Regions from separate parts of the Homo sapiens genome. Here region 2 is linked to region 1. A link is an interaction called in ENCODE POLR2A ChIA-PET data of the cell type or tissue named here. Cell type or tissue: OCI-LY7. All regions are shown on one strand.

Evidence for each region. Peaks named below come from ENCODE experiments on the same cell type or tissue, not always from the same donor. Only the 100,000 strongest peaks of a DNase experiment are listed, where the experiment ranks them.
Region 2: POLR2A ChIA-PET joins it to region 1 with 14 read pairs; 2 of 35 experiments call an interaction of 5 or more read pairs at or near these places.

Annotation. Positions count from the first base shown.
Region 1 is chr1:38,056,446-38,064,445 of GRCh38, reverse strand. All of the region lies in intron 1 of MIR3659HG (MIR3659 host gene), which reads right to left. Among named protein-coding and RNA genes, the nearest start is that of MIR3659HG, 13 kb to the right of the region's middle. RefSeq lists enhancers at 2,354-2,413, 2,644-2,733. In OCI-LY7, no CTCF peak of the experiment used is centred here; no DNase peak of the experiment used is centred here.
Region 2 is chr1:38,478,771-38,486,770 of GRCh38, reverse strand. All of the region lies in intron 2 of LOC105378657 (a long non-coding RNA gene), which reads left to right. Among named protein-coding and RNA genes, the nearest start is that of LINC01685, 7.6 kb to the right of the region's middle. RefSeq lists enhancers at 1,006-1,766, 1,767-2,527. In OCI-LY7, no CTCF peak of the experiment used is centred here; DNase peaks (open chromatin) are centred at 4,020 and 4,200.

The DNA of each region.
Region 1 (8,000 bases):
GCGCCTCAGACCTGAAGGGGAATCTGAGCATGCACCACAGCATCCACTACAGTCAGCAGCCGGGACTTGAGAGCGACGCACCTCCTCCCAGGAAACAAAGCAGCACTGTCATGGTGGCAGGAATGGCGAGCACAAGCCTGGCCCGGGAACACAGCTGGGGAAGTCTCAGTCACTGCAGGGACTTGGGCCCAGCTGGGGGCTCTGTCTCTAAGCCACTCACCACCCCCACCCTGTGTTACCCACTCCAGCCAGTCCCAGTTCCAATTCCAGCTCCCCGCCCCATCCTGCAGCGTGGAGATCTCCAACCCCATCTCAGCCCGGCTATCAGGAGGCCTGAATGAGTTTTGGCAAGTGGGAAAGTTTGTTCGCTGTAGGGTGCTGTCCACACAGGAGGGGGCTTTTATTAAGCTATCATTACTCTCTGCATCCCCTGCCTTTGAAAGACCTGCTTCCCTGAGCCCACCACACCGGCTTTCTTCCCTTGCCCTGGACTCCCCTCCCCTGATCCTTCTCTTCTCAGTCCTTTGAATCTTCCCTCTCTCACTGACTCTGTCTTGCCTTTCTGAGACTCTCTCTCTCTCTCCCCCACTCCCCCCTCACCCCCTCAATCTCCATATCCCTCTGCTCTATCTGCATCTCTATCTCCGTCTGATTTGGGTCTTTTGCCTTTGGGCCCTCTGCAGTTTCACTTCCAGCCAACACAGCTCACCGCCTAGTCTGTGTGCTGCCCCACATCTGCTGTCCAAGCCAGGTCTGGCTGGGGTCGGGAGGACTGGCCTCAACTCTCAGGCCCACAGCAGCTGCTGGGTTCAAAGCTCGCCCACCCACCCACCCCTCCAAGAACAGAGATGGCAACTACCCCAATCCTTCCTGGTTCCCAGGCAGGCCCAGAGTCCCAGACTTTTTTTTTTTTTTTTTTTTTTTGTTTCGTTCTTGTTGCCCAGGCTGGAGTGCAATGGTGCAATCTCCACTCAGTGTAACCTCTGTTCAAGTGATTCTCCTGCCTCAGCCTCTCAATTAGCTGGGATTACAGGCATGTGCCACCACGCCCAGCTAATTTTTTGTATTTTTAGTAGCAATGGGGTTTCACCATGTTGGTCAGGCTGGTCTCGAACTCCTGACCTCAGGTGATCCACCTGCCTCAGCCTCACAAAGTGCTGGGATTATAGGCATGAACCACCATGCCTGGCCCCAGACTGTTTGTTTACTATAGTAGTGTGGAGAGGTTCTGCAGCAATACAACTGTATCACTCTAAAAGCTTGGTGCTGGCTGGAGGCCAGCAGCCCCTCAGCATCATGGGCAGGCTGCCAGGCAACAAGGCCCTGCCCCTGGAGCAGTGCAAAGCCCTGGCCCTGCTCACCTGGCGACCACATTGGCACACTCCACAGCTGGGACTGAAGGTCATAGGCCTGGTGCAGCAGGAGTGGCAGCAGCATGCAAGATTCCCCACTAACCAGGGTGCCCAAGCCAGGCAGCTGCTGCCAACCCCACAGCCAACACAGAGCCCCTCCTCTTGGCTCTACAGAGATGGAGGGACTTCACTTCACAAGGAGCTCTCTACAAACCTGGTGAGGAGAGGAAATGCACAAACAGAGGGGTCATAAAAGCATAAACACTGACGAGCTCCCAGCACACTTACTCCACAAGCATAACTGAGCTGGTGGCTGCATCAGGCAAGCAGTCAGTGGGTGGGTGGGTGGGTGGATGGATGGATGGATGGAGAGAAGGAAGGAAGGAAGGAAGGAAGGAAGGAAGGAAGGAAGGAAGGAAGGAAGGCAGGCAGGCAGGCAGGCAGGCAGGCAGGATGGATTATGGATGGTTGGATAGATGGATAGACGGATGAATGGAATGACAGATGGAGCCATGGTTTCCAGGTTAGCGTAGCCCATCATACAAGACCTTCCTTTTCCTTCACCCCACCCAGAAAACCCCCTTTTTCCAGGTTTATTTATTCACCAAAGTCTATTGGAACTGTCAGATCTGTTCCACGGCCTCTGAATTTTGAGCAATTTTCTATTTAATCTTTTCTGCCCCTTTTCCTCCGGAAGAGGGTGAGGAGCCCAGGTCATGGGCACAAGCTGGGTGCACAGGCACAGGTGGGCAGTTAGGAACTGAAAAGTCTGCCCTGGCTGAGGCCCTGTGAGCTGATCATCGTAAGGAAAGGACAGAGTCAGCCGGGCACAGTGTGAACCGCCCTGCTGCCTCCAGCAGAGTTAGTGAAACCACAGGGAGTGTTCGGGGACTGCCCCATCAGAAAATGGAAGTTTTTCTTTTCTCCCTGCCAGCAGTCTCAGCCCTGAACTGGAACGTGGCTCCCTAGGCAGAGTCCAAAAACAGGGCTTAAGCTACACAAATGGGTTGGAGGGAGGCCAGGAGCTGAGTGGTAGAGAAGGAACAGAGAAGGTACAACTGGAAGCCCCCTGGGAGGGGATGTTCTGAGGCAGGCCTGACTGGAGAGCACCCTTTCTAGCCTGTCACTGGGTGGCTCCCAGGAGGCTAACAGCCTGCGCTTAGGCAGGGCCCAGTCAGGACGGGAAAGACCCTGCAGCAGTCATGTTCTCAGAACTGCCCCACCTCACCCACTGTGGAGATCCTGGTCTTCCTGGGTGGCACATACTGGGTACCTGAGGTGGCTGGGAGATGGGAAGAAGGTAGAGGAAACAGAGGAGGACCAGCTGTCTCCCCAGACTTCCCCAACTCAATGTGGTGCTGTGAAGACTAAATGAGATAATATACATAAAGTGCTTAGAAGCAGTGAGCACCAAATAAGTGTTAGCCACTGGCATCTAGGATAGTGCCTGGCACAAAGCAGGCACTAAATGTTTGTTGAAGGAATAAATGAATCCTGCCCCCACTTAGCTCCTCTACATCAAATACTGGAGAATTGGAGTCAATATTGTCTCTACAGCTACTGTGGAAAGTGGATGTACACATTAAGTTCATTCCCACCGCAGGGCCTTTGCACTTGCTGTTCCCTCTGCCAGGAGTGATTTCCCACACATTTTCACATGGTTCAGGCTCTCACCTGATTTAGATCTCTGCAGCTGGAAATAAGAAAGGGCTCTGACCATTGCCTGCTGGGAGAGCTCCCCACTTCCCAAAGTTGTCTCTCCTTCTCTAGTCCAGGACCCTCACCAAGTCCATAAACACACACACACACACACATACACACACACACGTATATCCAGGCCATCCTGACTAGACAGCCTCAGTGTCCCTACCCTATCCAGGGCTGGGCCTTGAGCCAACAGAGGATCTGGCCTGGCAGGTGGTCCCACCCATCTGCTGATGGCTGTCAGTGTCCCTGCATGACAAGGGCTCACTCAACTCACAGCAGAGGTCATGCTCTGTTCCCAACCGTCTGCCCTCCCAATTGGCCTTGGCAAAAACCACAGTACCATGCAAACACGAGGGTGCAATGAACCAGGATTTAAGAATCCTTGCTGTACCACTTAAGAAAAAAACACTTTTACTGAGCACTTACTGTGTGCCAGCCACCATGCTAAGCTGTCCACACACTTGAGCCCATTTAACTCACAAAAACTAAATGATCTTGGTTTTATCCTTATTTTACACCTAGCTGAGGCAGAATAAACTGGTCAAGTGCTTGGGCTCTGGAATGAAACAGAGCTGGGTTCAAATCTAGACTCCTCCACTTACTTGCTGTGTGACCTTGGGCAAGTTACTACAGCTCTCTGATCCCTGCTTCTCCCCTGTAATGAGGAGACATGACATTAACTGCCTGTCTGGGCTCTTGTGAGGATTAAAGGAGATAATGGGTGTAAGTACCGCATGGTGCCAAGCACAGAGCCTCCACCAAGGTCGGGGTCTGCCCTTCCCTCCTTATCTCACCAGTTCTCCTGCCAAAGTTTACAGGCTAGGACTGATCTTCTCCACAGTTCCAGACACAGGGCTGGGCACTGCCAGCACACAGAAAATTCTTGCTGATTGGCAGATTTTCTCAATTCCTGTCCCAGGCCTTGATTGCAGAGAGCACTCCCTTTCTCAGAGCTTCTAAGCAGAGGATTCCTGCCCTGGGCAGCCCCGGGGGGCAGGCACTCTGCAGAGACAGCCTCTGAGCTCTGCCTTGTTTGGAAGCCTTTCCCACCACCATGAGTCCTAGAACCTGAGCTTGTCCTGGCTCCCTGGGTCTGAGTTCCCACCCAGAAAATGTGGCCGCCACCCAGGCTCCTCCAAGACCATGGCCAACTGTGGGCCCACAGTCACTCACCCCAGTGCCTGGAGCCCTGACCTGCCCCCAGTCCCTTGGCTGGACCCTGCCACATGCTAACAGACATCCCCGACTCACACCAGCTGCCCAAATCACGCTAGAATAACAGGCTCCAGGCTGCTCACCACGCCCTCTATGGCTGCCAGCCACTACCTATGGCTGCCAGCCACTACCCATGGCTGTCACTTTCAGGCCACCCGAGAACCCCCACATGCTCACACGGAGCCTGCAGCCACATTGATGCCAGCCATGCCCTTGCAGGGCCCAGAAGCCTGGCAGAAAAATCACACAGGCACTTTGACATTAATCAAAGACACTCATAAATAAATATGTGTAAATTGTATGCAAACCAAGGTAGGAATTTACATCTTTCTCTGCTGAGTCAGCATCTCAAGGCACCAGGGAGGCTGCCTGTAGCTCAGGAGGTTTGGGACAAGAACCCTCAGCATCTAGGGGTCCATTGAACAGTCCCAAATTCATCACCTGAAGTTCTAGAACTTCCAAGTTTGAAGAAACAGCGATTTACTGACTGCCTGCCACACATCATGCATTCTCCTACATACTAGCTACTACAGGTATGAAATGAGATAGCATGTAAAGTGCTTAGAAGTGCTTACTGCTGGCACCTATAAGAACCCAATATATGTGAGCTATGATTAATATCCTCCAATTTAACCCTCACAATGACAATAATCATTAGTAAAACTACCATTAATATTATCAGCAATAATTACTATCATCGATAGGGTGCTTCCTATGCCACAAGCTCTCCATGAGTAGCAGACAGTGCTGGCGCTCCACCCCCATTCCTCCAGGCCCTACCATTTCAGTGTACTCTAGCCTGACTTCAAATTGCCTGCAGCTGCATCCTTGCCTGAGGGCTTCTTCTGGTCTCCAGGAGCCTGCTCTGCCCTCCCAAGGCAGGCTCAGAGTGCTAGAGAATTAACCTTCACCCCAACCCCCAGAATGACTGACATGACAGTAGATAAATGACCTGGCTTCCTCATCTAGCAAGTGGGGTAACTCTCAGAAGTGTGTTCAACACAGGCGCCCAGTGATCCTCAGTGGTCCAGTTACCCATAGTGTAACTTGCAACTTGCTCCAAGAGGCTCTCTCTGTGGGCTTCCTCCCCTCCCAGTCTCACAGGCCCACTCCCTACCAGCATTTCCTGGAATCACTTTCCTGCATGTGTTCAAATCCTTATCTTGGGATCTGCTTCTGGGGAAACCCAAACATGCATATCTCATTGAACCCTCATGAGAACCCTAAGAGGTAGAAATTCACCCTTAGCAGGATATCAGACTCCTGACCACGTTCTACAAGGGCCTGCTAGGTCTGCATCACCTCCCTCTTGGATCTCAGCTCCAGCTGCTCTCTCCTCTGCCACTCTGCTCCAGCAACATCAGCTGCCTTTTGTTCCTTGGACACACAAGGACACCTTGGCACCTCACAGTCTTCCCTGCCAGGACGCTCTTTCCATGGCTCTCAGTGTGACTGGCCCTTCTCATCCCCAGGCCTCAGCTCCCATGTCACATCCTCAGGGAGGGTTTTCTCAACCAACTGCATCTGGGCCCCTCCAGCAACTCTATCATAGCATCCGATGCAGTCTCTTCAAAACTCTTAGTATAATCTGTAGTCATCTTCTGTGAAACTGTTTATTTGTTTCCTGTCTGATTCTCTTCCCTCCTCTTCTAGAATGTACATTCTCTGAGGACAGTGGCTTTGTCTATCTTTTTCATGGCTATATCCTCAATGCTTGGGCGAAAACAGGTGATAAAAAATATTAGCTGAGGCCAGGCACGATGGCTCATGCCTGTAATCCCAGCACTTTGGGAGGCCAAGGCGGGCGGATCACCTGAGGTCAGGAATTCCAGACCAGACTGGCCAACATGGTGAAATCCCATCTCTACTAAAAATAAAAATAAAAAAATTAGCTGGACCTTGTGGTGGGCGCCTGTAATCCCAGCTACTTGGGAGGCTGAGGTAGGAGAATTGCTTGAACCCAGGAGGCGGAGGTTGCAGTGAGCCGAGATCACACCACTGCACTCCAGCCTGCGCAACAGAGCGAGACTCCGTCTCAAAAAAAAAAAAAATTAGTTGAAATGTAAGGACAAACTATTTGTAGGCTGGTGTGGTGGCCCATGCCTATATTCCCAACACTTTGGGAGGCCCGGGTGGGAAAATCGCTTGAGCCTAGGAGTTCAAGACCAGCCTGGGTAACATAATGAGGCCCTATCTCTACAAAACATCTTTTTTTAAAATAGCTGGGTGTGGTAGCATGCACCTGTAGTCCCCAGCTACTCAGGAGGCTCAGGTGGGAGGATCGCTTGAGCCCAGGAGGTCAAGGCTGCAGTCAACTGTGATCACGTCACTGCACTCCAGCCTGGGCAACAGAGCGAGACCCTGTCTCAAAACACACACACACACAACTATTTGTATTGTATTCCTGGGTTAAAGTTAAGTATAGCTAAGACAGTTTAAGCAAATTGCCCCTGGTCACACAGCTGGTAAGAGGCAGCACCTACACTCAGAATCAGGTCTGCCTGGCTCCAAGCCCATGATCTGAACTACTGTGGTACTCTATTTTCATTTTACAGATGGGGAAAACTGAAGCACTGGGAGGTTTGCCAGGAGCCAGAACAGGGACTTGAGCAGGTCTCCAAGCTGTAAAACCAGCGCTCCTTTCCCTATACCTCAGGCCCCACCCACGCTCCCCCCAAAGCATAGCCTGATACAAAAATCCTCCTGCGGCATTTCTGAGAGCAGCTACTCTGCCTTTACTCAATTCCTCCAGAGTCAGGGAGCTTAGTCTCTGACAAGGTGGTCCTTAGAATGGGGAACCCGAACACTGGCTCCCTAAAATGTCCATGGCTTGATCTGAACTCTGCTCCTTCAGGTCACAAAGAGTTTATCTACTCCCTGGGACCCAGGACAGCCCTGCAGACAAGAGGCAGAAGCTGCAATCTCAATGTCCATCAGTAGATTTTAAAGAAATTACAGTGCATCAACACAATGAATACTGTACAGCCATTTCAAAAGGGTAAAGTGGATAAGATGTATTAAAAAATAGACACACATCCAAAAACATTGTTAATTTAAAAAAACAAGTTACAGGCCGGGTGCGGTGTCTCACGCCTGTAATCCCAGCACTTTGGGAGGCCAAAGCAGGCGGATCACCTGAGGTCACATGTTCGAGACTAGCCTGGCCAACGTGGTAAAATCCTATCTCTACTAAAAACACAAAAATTAGCCGGTGTGGTGGCAGGCACCTGTAATCCCAGCTACTCGGGAGGCTGAGGCAGGAGAATTGCTTGAATCCAGGAGGTGGAGGTTGAAGTGAGCCAAGATTGCGCCACTGCACTCCACCCTGGGCAGCAGAGCAACACTCCGTCTCGACAACAACAACAAAAAAGAACAAGTTACAAAACACTATAAAACACTATATGCACTGTGGTCCCATCTTCTGCCAAAAGAATTCATATCTCTATCTATCTATATATCTGTACATAATAGATCCACAGATAACGATATAGATTACTACCTGGATAACCCTGGCAAGTTTGAGTTCAACTCTCTGAGCCTCAGTTTCTTCATTTGTAAAATGGGAATAATAGTTGCAGCTAACCCATAATGTTTTTGTGAGGATGCAATGCGTAAATTCAGGTAGAAGCATTTAGCACAGTACCTGCACATCATAAACCCTCAATAAACCTAAGCTACTATTATTAAGTACTGTGTGTCCACACAAAAAAAAGGTCTGGAAAGATA
Region 2 (8,000 bases), 420 kb before region 1:
CAAGATTTAGCAACAAGATGACCTCTCCTTCCTCCCTTCCTTCCTTCCTTCCTTCCTTCTTTCCTTCCTTCTTTCCTCCCTCCCTCCCTCCCTTCCTTCTTCCCTTCCTCCTGCCTGCCTGCCTGCCTTCTTCCCTTCTTTCTATATCTCCACCCATTCTCCCTCTTTTCTTCTGAAAAAAAACACATTGATTTTACCTTTCTTCTGGGGGTATCCCCTAAACTGGGAACAAGCTTTGAAACTTCAGCGAATTCATTTATACCTAGGTATGTTCAAAAACTGGAAGAGAGGGCCAAAAGAGACCTGTGAACCAAGATGTTTGGTGGGAAGGGACAGTGACAAACGTTCCTGGGCTACAAGCCCTCAGATGTCAGAGCAAAGCCCTGCTCCACCCGCTGGCATTGTGCAGGGGCGGCAGGCGGTTCTCCCAGTTCTATAACTGCTTTTGTGACCCCTTTGTACCCCAGGCTGGACCCTGGGAAACACTAGTTACACATCTCCAGGCAGAGGCTGCTGAGGTGGGCTTTAGAGATGTTAATTTGCGTAATGATTTAGAGTTGATTGACAGGAAGCAGGACAATAAGCCTGGAAATGTGAATGAACCAGGCTGGAGCTGAGGCTAGAGGGCCCCAGGAGATGGAGGAATGGAAGATTTCTGTCTAGATTTAGATTCCCAGGAAGCAGACGATTTGGTTAGAATTCAGATCTCTGCAGCCAGAACTCAGCAAATAGAAACTAAGTAATTTTGACTTTTTTAAAACCAGGGGGTCAGTGGATGAGCTTTAGGGGATCCTTGAAATGAAATACAACATTTTATTTGTGGGTGAATTTCCCTGGAGACAGGAGACATAGCTTTCATTAGATTGTCAAAGGCATTTGTGACTCAAAAAAGTTTAAAAGCCACTGGGCCCTATGTCTCCAGGGAGCAGACGATCTCAGGAAGAAACAGGTCTCAACTGTCAAATCCAGATCGGTGTTAAGACCCCCAGTGCTCCACTAAATTTGCTCCCACCCCACCCTCACCTCCTAATTGCTAAGTTCACTGTCACCCTTTTAATGCTCATATGGCATTTGACACTCTTGACTACTCCTGCCTAGAAACTCTGTCTTCTCTGTTTCCGTGACACTCATCTTCTGGATTTCTTTTTGCCTCTCTGATTTTTTTTTTTTCTGTATCCTTCGTGGACTTGTTTTCTTGGTCCACCTTTTAAATGTCTCCCTTCTCCAGGGTTCCATTTCATGCTCTCTTCTGTTGACTCAATACACATGCCCTTAGTGGCTCTGCCCACAATCCCCCTCCCTGGGAATTCCATGCCATGGCATCCACCTGCCCTCTACGCCAGGAACCTGGGTGGGATCTCATCCCAGCTGTGTCCTCCCCCCATCAGTAGGTCTGATCAGCAATAGAAGTCCTGAGTCAGATCAGATTGGGGCCCTCATCCTTTTCTTTCCCACTGCCCCTGCTTAGCTCTGTTGTCAGCCATTCAGCAGCTCCGGCTCTCAGCAGCCTCCCCAAGCTGCTCCCCTGGCCCACGGCCTCTCCCACAATCCATTCTCCACACTGTTGTTGCAGTGATATTTCTAAAACACAAATGTAACTTTATCATTCTCTACTTAAAACCTTAGGGCCAGGCTTGGTGGCTCACACCTGTAATCCCAGCACTTTGGGAGGCTGAGGCAGGCAGATTTCATGAGCCCAGGAGAAAAAAAAAAATAAGAAGTTCAGGATAAATGGGAAGTTCAAAATCTTTTTTTTTTTTTTTTTTTTTTTGAGACGGAGTCTCGTTCTGTTGCCCAGGCTGCAGTGCAGTGGTGCAATCTCGGCTCACTGCAAGCTCCGCCTCCCGGGTTCATGCCATTCTCCTGCCTCAGCCTCCCGAGTAGCTGGGACTACAGGCGCCCGCCACTGCACCCGGCTAATTTTTTGTATTTTTAGTAGAGATGGGGTTTCACCGTGGTCTCCATCTCCTGACCTCGTGATCCGCCCACCTCGGCCTCCCAAAGTGCTGGGATTACAGGCATGAGCCACCGCGCCCGGCCAGGAAGTTCAAATTCTTTAGCTTCACACACCAGGACTTTCAGGAGCTGGCTGCTGACCAGTCTCGATCCCATCCCCCACCATGGACCCACAGGCCCCTTCTTCTGGCCCCTCACTGGCTGCCTCGTCATGCCCTCCAGGTGCTGTGCCCTTGCACACTTCTGATCTCTGTCCTCTATCTGTAACAGCCTTCTCTCACCCTTTGCCTATCTATTCTGTCCAATATAGACACATTTTAACTTTAATAAAATGAACAGTTCAGTTCCCCAGTTGCATGAGCCACATTTCAAGTGCTCCGTTACCTCACGTGGCTACTAGGTACTGTGTAAGTAGATCATAGAACATTGCCGTCACTACAGAAGATTCTACTGGACAGCACTGGTCTAGCTAACTAACTGTTAACAGTACCTCTGAAATTCAGCCTGAGTCACCTCATCCAGGGAGCCTTTCCAGTCCAGGTTAGACATCCCTCCTCAGAGCACCTTTTATCTGCCTCAATTACACTGTAGTATGACATCCAATTGACTTTCATGGATGTCCCATCATTCCGTAGTTTTTCTGAGGGCAGGGATCATATCTTACTTGACTCAGTATCCCCAGCACCCAGCACAGTATCTGGAAAAACAACAACAATGACAACCAAAAACAAAAACCAAAAAACAAAAACAGATACTCAAGAAGCATTTGTGGAATGAATGAAGTGGTACCCAGCTGAGCTGGGCTGAGCAGCAGAACCATGGCCCTCTAAGTATTCCTCATCTGCAGGGAGTGTGTTGGTGACAGAAGGCCTCCTGTCGGGGAGGGACAAAGCTTTGATCCCTCAATTGGAGGGGGAAGGAAAGAAGTCCTTATATTCCTTTGGCTGGTGCAATGGAAGTGGGCAAAAGTAACCATTGAACACCTTTAGTTTTCTGTGCATATAATCATGATCTGAGATTCAGACCAGTGTGGCTTTCTTCTCTCCTTTGTAGGTAATTTATGTATGTAGAGAGCCACAGAATCTTAGAATTGGAAGGAACCTTAAAAGTAATGTAACTCAGACCTTTATCCAATGTATTCATCTCCTCTGCAGCAGAAGTCTCCACTTCATCACATCCAGTGACAGGGAACACCCTTCCTCCTGAGTCAGGCCATTACAATTCCAGCCAGCTATTTTGGTAGGAAGTGCTTTTTAATATTGAACTGCAATCTGCCTTTTTTTTTTTTTTTTAATCTGCAGGCCTGACCCTAGCTTTGTCTTCTGATGCACAGAGAATGCATCTGTCCTTCTTCTATAGTTATAAGCAACCTGTGGGTGCAGGCATTTGTCCTTTCCTCCAAAGATTATTGGAATTACTAGGTTGGACACCTCATGAGCAGTTAATTTTTATTAAACCAATTATTTCACGGCTTCCTATTTCCTTACTGATTCACACAGAGATGTAAATCAGCAAACTTTTCTTGTCATGGAAAGGCAATATAATGTTTTATGCCTTAAACGCTTTTTACATATAGAAACTAAACCAGTTTTTGGTTGAGATGTTCAGGGAAGGAGCTAAAATGTCGAATCAGCCATTCCCTCCTGACAGGCCCCCTGGGATGGAGAGTAGATGGGGAATGGATAATCGACATTGCCCGAGCAGAGGCTCATGTGTCAATATCTCATTGTTGATATTTTATTATTTATAGAATATAATGCTGGTACATGACAGTCCTAATAATAGCAACAACAGTGATAGCTAACTTCTACTAAGAGCTTACTATGCACCATATATATATATATATATATATATATATATATCTCATGCTTTTTATATATGTTGCATTTTACAACTATCTTGTGTGATAGGCTCTATTACTCCCACTTTGCAGAAGAGAAAATTGAGGCACAGAGAGTGTTCTGTTTTGATTGGTTAGTTTCCTTCTTCTCTTATTATTCATGTGAATTCCTAAGCTCATCAGGTGCACAAAACATATCACACTCCAACAGATCACATTGACCATCAGCTGACTACGAAATTTCAGTTCCTGAAATCCTCACAGCATCCCTGTGAGGTGAGGTTTATTAGTTGAGAATTTAATGGTTGAGAAAATAAAGGTTCAGAAGAGTTACGAGCCTTGTCCCTCACAGAGCTTGCAAGTGATGAGAATTGGAACTTCAACAAAAATCTCCGAACCCAGTGCTGTTTTCACAGCACCACCTCACTTCTCCAAATGAAGGCAGGGGCCCATCCGTGTGACCTATTGTTTGAAACATGTTACGTAGGTTTTTTAGTTCCCTTTCTAAGGTAGTCAGCACAGACGTCCTTGTCCTATTGTCCTAAGTGTGAGGGGTGGTGGGGCTAGACCTAGGACATAGGTGTTCTGGATTCATGCTCTCGAATTTCCAAAGACTCTTTGACCTGCTCAAGGACCAGCAAGGTAGAGCATGGTCCCAGATGTGTTCACAGCAGTCTGCCTCTGAGGGCTTGCTTGATGGAAGGCATACCCTGGACCGTTTGCTCAGGCAGGTGCTGAGACTCTTTTGAGCTCCTCCCTGTGGAAGCTCTGTTAGCTCTTTAGATCCTGCTCCTGCTCCAGCCCTGGGCTAGCCTCATGGGCTCTGCTGTTCTTCTGTAAACCATACAGGATGTCTCCAAACAGGGTATTTCACACAGAGTAGGAAGGATGGCTTCGCAATCATGGAGTGGGCACCAAGGCCCACCCTCTCCAAGTTCCTTTTTCACCCCAACTCTTTGCAAATATAGGAAAGTCATTTATTGTTCTTGTGCTTTCAATTTCTCAGAGTCAGAGAAAGGCCATAATATGTCATTCTCACCGTTAGTTGTTAGCTTCCAATGAGACAAAATATTCACTTGTTCATTCCTTTGCTCGTTCATTCATTCATTCATTTATTAGCAGATATGTATCCAGTGTCAGCTAGGTGCCAGGCACTCTTAGGTGCTGAGGATACAGCAGTGGACAAAACAAAGTCCAGTCCTCATGGAGCTTCTGTTCTGGGAGGGTTACAGACCAAAAGCACATAAAGAAGGAAAAGTAAAGCAGGATACAGGGACAGAATGTGACAGGGGTGCTATTTTATAAGGGTGGTAAGAGACAATTTCTGCAAAGAGGTTATATGTGAGCAAAGAACTAAATGAAGTGAGGGAGCCAGCCATGGGACTAGGGAGGGGACTGTTCCAGCCCTGAAATGGGACCCCCTTGACCTATTTAAAAACACACAAGGAGGCCAGTGTTGTCAGAGTGGGATGAAGGAAGGTGGGAATACCGAGAAGGAGGTCGGAGATATAGCCTCAGGCCAGTTGACATAGACTGTAGCTCAGGTTATCTTCATGTAGGGATGAGCTGGAGCCCAGGCACCCTCCAAGCATTGGGTACCAGCCACTCTGGTCAGGCTAGGCCAGAGTTCGGAAGACTATGGCCAAAAACAGATGGGACTTCTGGAGTGATCTGAAGTGTAGGCTAGATTCTGGTTGCAGCTCCACAGTAAGCAGTTCATACAGAGAACCAGAGGTTCAAAATCAGGCTCATGTAGAGAATCAGGTTCAAAACCTGAGGTAGAATCCAGGGATGTGGCTCGGGAAGCCAGTAGGGCATGGGTGGACCCATGGCCTGGAAGCAGTCTGAAACCAGGGCCGCTCCTGGGGCCCCAAACCAGTCACTGCAGCAGGCCTGTCCCAGGGAAACAAAGAGCCTCTCCTCTAGCAGGGCTGTGCTTGGGATCTAGGGACCCTACCCACTTTGGTTGCTGTTGCAGAGCCACAGAATGAGAGGAAGAGTCTCTCATCAGAACCTCAAGGCACAGGCCAGGCACGGTGGCTCACACCTGTAATCCCAGCACTTTGGGAGGCTGAGGCAGGTGGATCTCTTGAGGTCAGGAGTTCAAGACCAGCCAGGCAACATGGTGAAACCCCCGTCTCTACTAAAAATACAGAAATCAGCCAGGTGTGGTGGCGGGTGCCTGTAATCCCAGCTACATGAGAGGCTGAGGCACGAGAATCACTTGAACCCAGGAGGGAGAGGTTGCAGTGAGCCGAGACTGAGCCACTGCATTCCAGCCTGGGCGACAGAACAAGGCTCTGTTTCAAAAAAGAAAAAAAAAAAAAGGAGTCTCAAGGCACAATCTGGACTAACCTGATGAAAGAAATTGGGGGAACTAAAGGAGGGATGGTCTCTGCTCAGGATCACTTGCTGAGTCTCTGTTCCTGGAATTCTAGCCCAAGCCCTCTGCTTTGGACTCCATGTCTTCAGACTTCCAGTCTGTGTGGGCTTTTCTAGGCAGGCTTATTTGTAATGTCTTCATTCTCCCATCCTAGTGGGGCTCAGCAGATCCAGAATTCATGTGCCCCAGTTCCTTCTGGAGGCCCAGGGGTACACAGAAGCCCCAGTTAGGCTCCCAAGGCCTGGCACAGACCACCCACCATGGCCAGCTTATCCTGGTGACATACTGCCAGCTTATCCTGGTGACATACTGCCATGAAGACTGAGAAGGGTCTCGGGAATTAATTAGGCAGATGAGCATTCTGGACTTCATGTAATACCCCTTGCTCCTGCTACAGAAATTGTATTGTAGGTGGTGCTTTATAGTTTGCAGAACCTTTCAAAACAAAACTGAAGTATATCTCATACCATAAAATTTATCCCCTTGATATGGTTTGGCTCTGTGTCCTTATCCAAATCTCATCTTTTAGCTCCCATAACTCCCATGTGTTGTGGGAGGGAGCCGGTGGGAGATGAATGAATCACTGAATTGTGGGGGCAAGTCTTTCCCATGCTGTCCTGGTGATAGTGAATGAGTCTCACAAGATCTGATGGTTTTAAAAATGGGAGTTTCTCTGCACAAGCTCTCTCTTTGCCTGCTGCTATCCATGTAAGATGTGACTTGCTCCTCCTTACTTTCTGCCATGATTGTGAGGCCTCCTCAGCCACGTGAAACTGTAAGTCAACTAAACCTCTTTCTTTTGTAAATTGCCCAGTCTCAGGTATGTCTTTATCAGCAGTGTAAAAGCAGACTAATATACCTTTTAAAGTGTACAATTCAGTGGTTTTAGGTATAGTCACAGGGTTGTACAACCATCACTACTATCTAATTTCAGAGTATTCTTCCCACTCACAAAAGAAACCCTGTAACCTTTTGTAATCACTTTCCTTTTCCCCTTCTCCCCAGCCCCTGGCAGCCACTAATCTACTTTGGCTCTATGGATTTGCATTCTGGACATTTCATACAAATAAAATGCTACAATGTGTGGCTTTTTTGTGTGTGTCTTGCTTGCAGCATGAATCAGTACTTCACTCCTTTTAATGGCTGAATAATGTTCCATTGTATGGATATTACACATTTTGTTTATCAGTTGATTAGTTGATGGACATTTAGGTTGTTTATAATTCTTGGCTATTATGAATAATGCCACTGTGAACATTTATGTACAAGTTTTTGTGTGGACATATGTTTTCAATTATCTTGGTTGCAATTGCCAGGTCATAGGCTAACTGTGTTTTTAACTTTTTGAGAAACTGTTGAACTGTTTTCCATAATGGCTATACCATTTTACATCTCCATCAGCAATGTATGAGAGTTCCAATTTCTCCATATCCTCACCAACATTTTTCATTGTCTTTTTGATTATAGCTATACTAGTGGGTCGAAGTGGTATCTCACTGTGGTTTTTATTTGCATTTCTTTAATAACTAATTATTTTGAGCATCTCTTTATTTGCTTATTGTCCATTTGTTTATCTCCATTGAATAAATATCTATTCAAATTATTTGCTCATTATTTAATTGGGTTATTTGTCTTTTATTGTTGCATTGTAAGGGTTCTTTATATATCCTGAATAATCTTACCAGATGTATGATTTGCAGATAGTTTTGCCTATTCCATGAGTTGTCTTTTTACTTTCTTGATAGTGTCCTTTGAAGTACAAAATTTCAAATTTTGGTCAAGTCTAATTTACCTATTTTTTCTTTTGTTGTTTATGCTTTG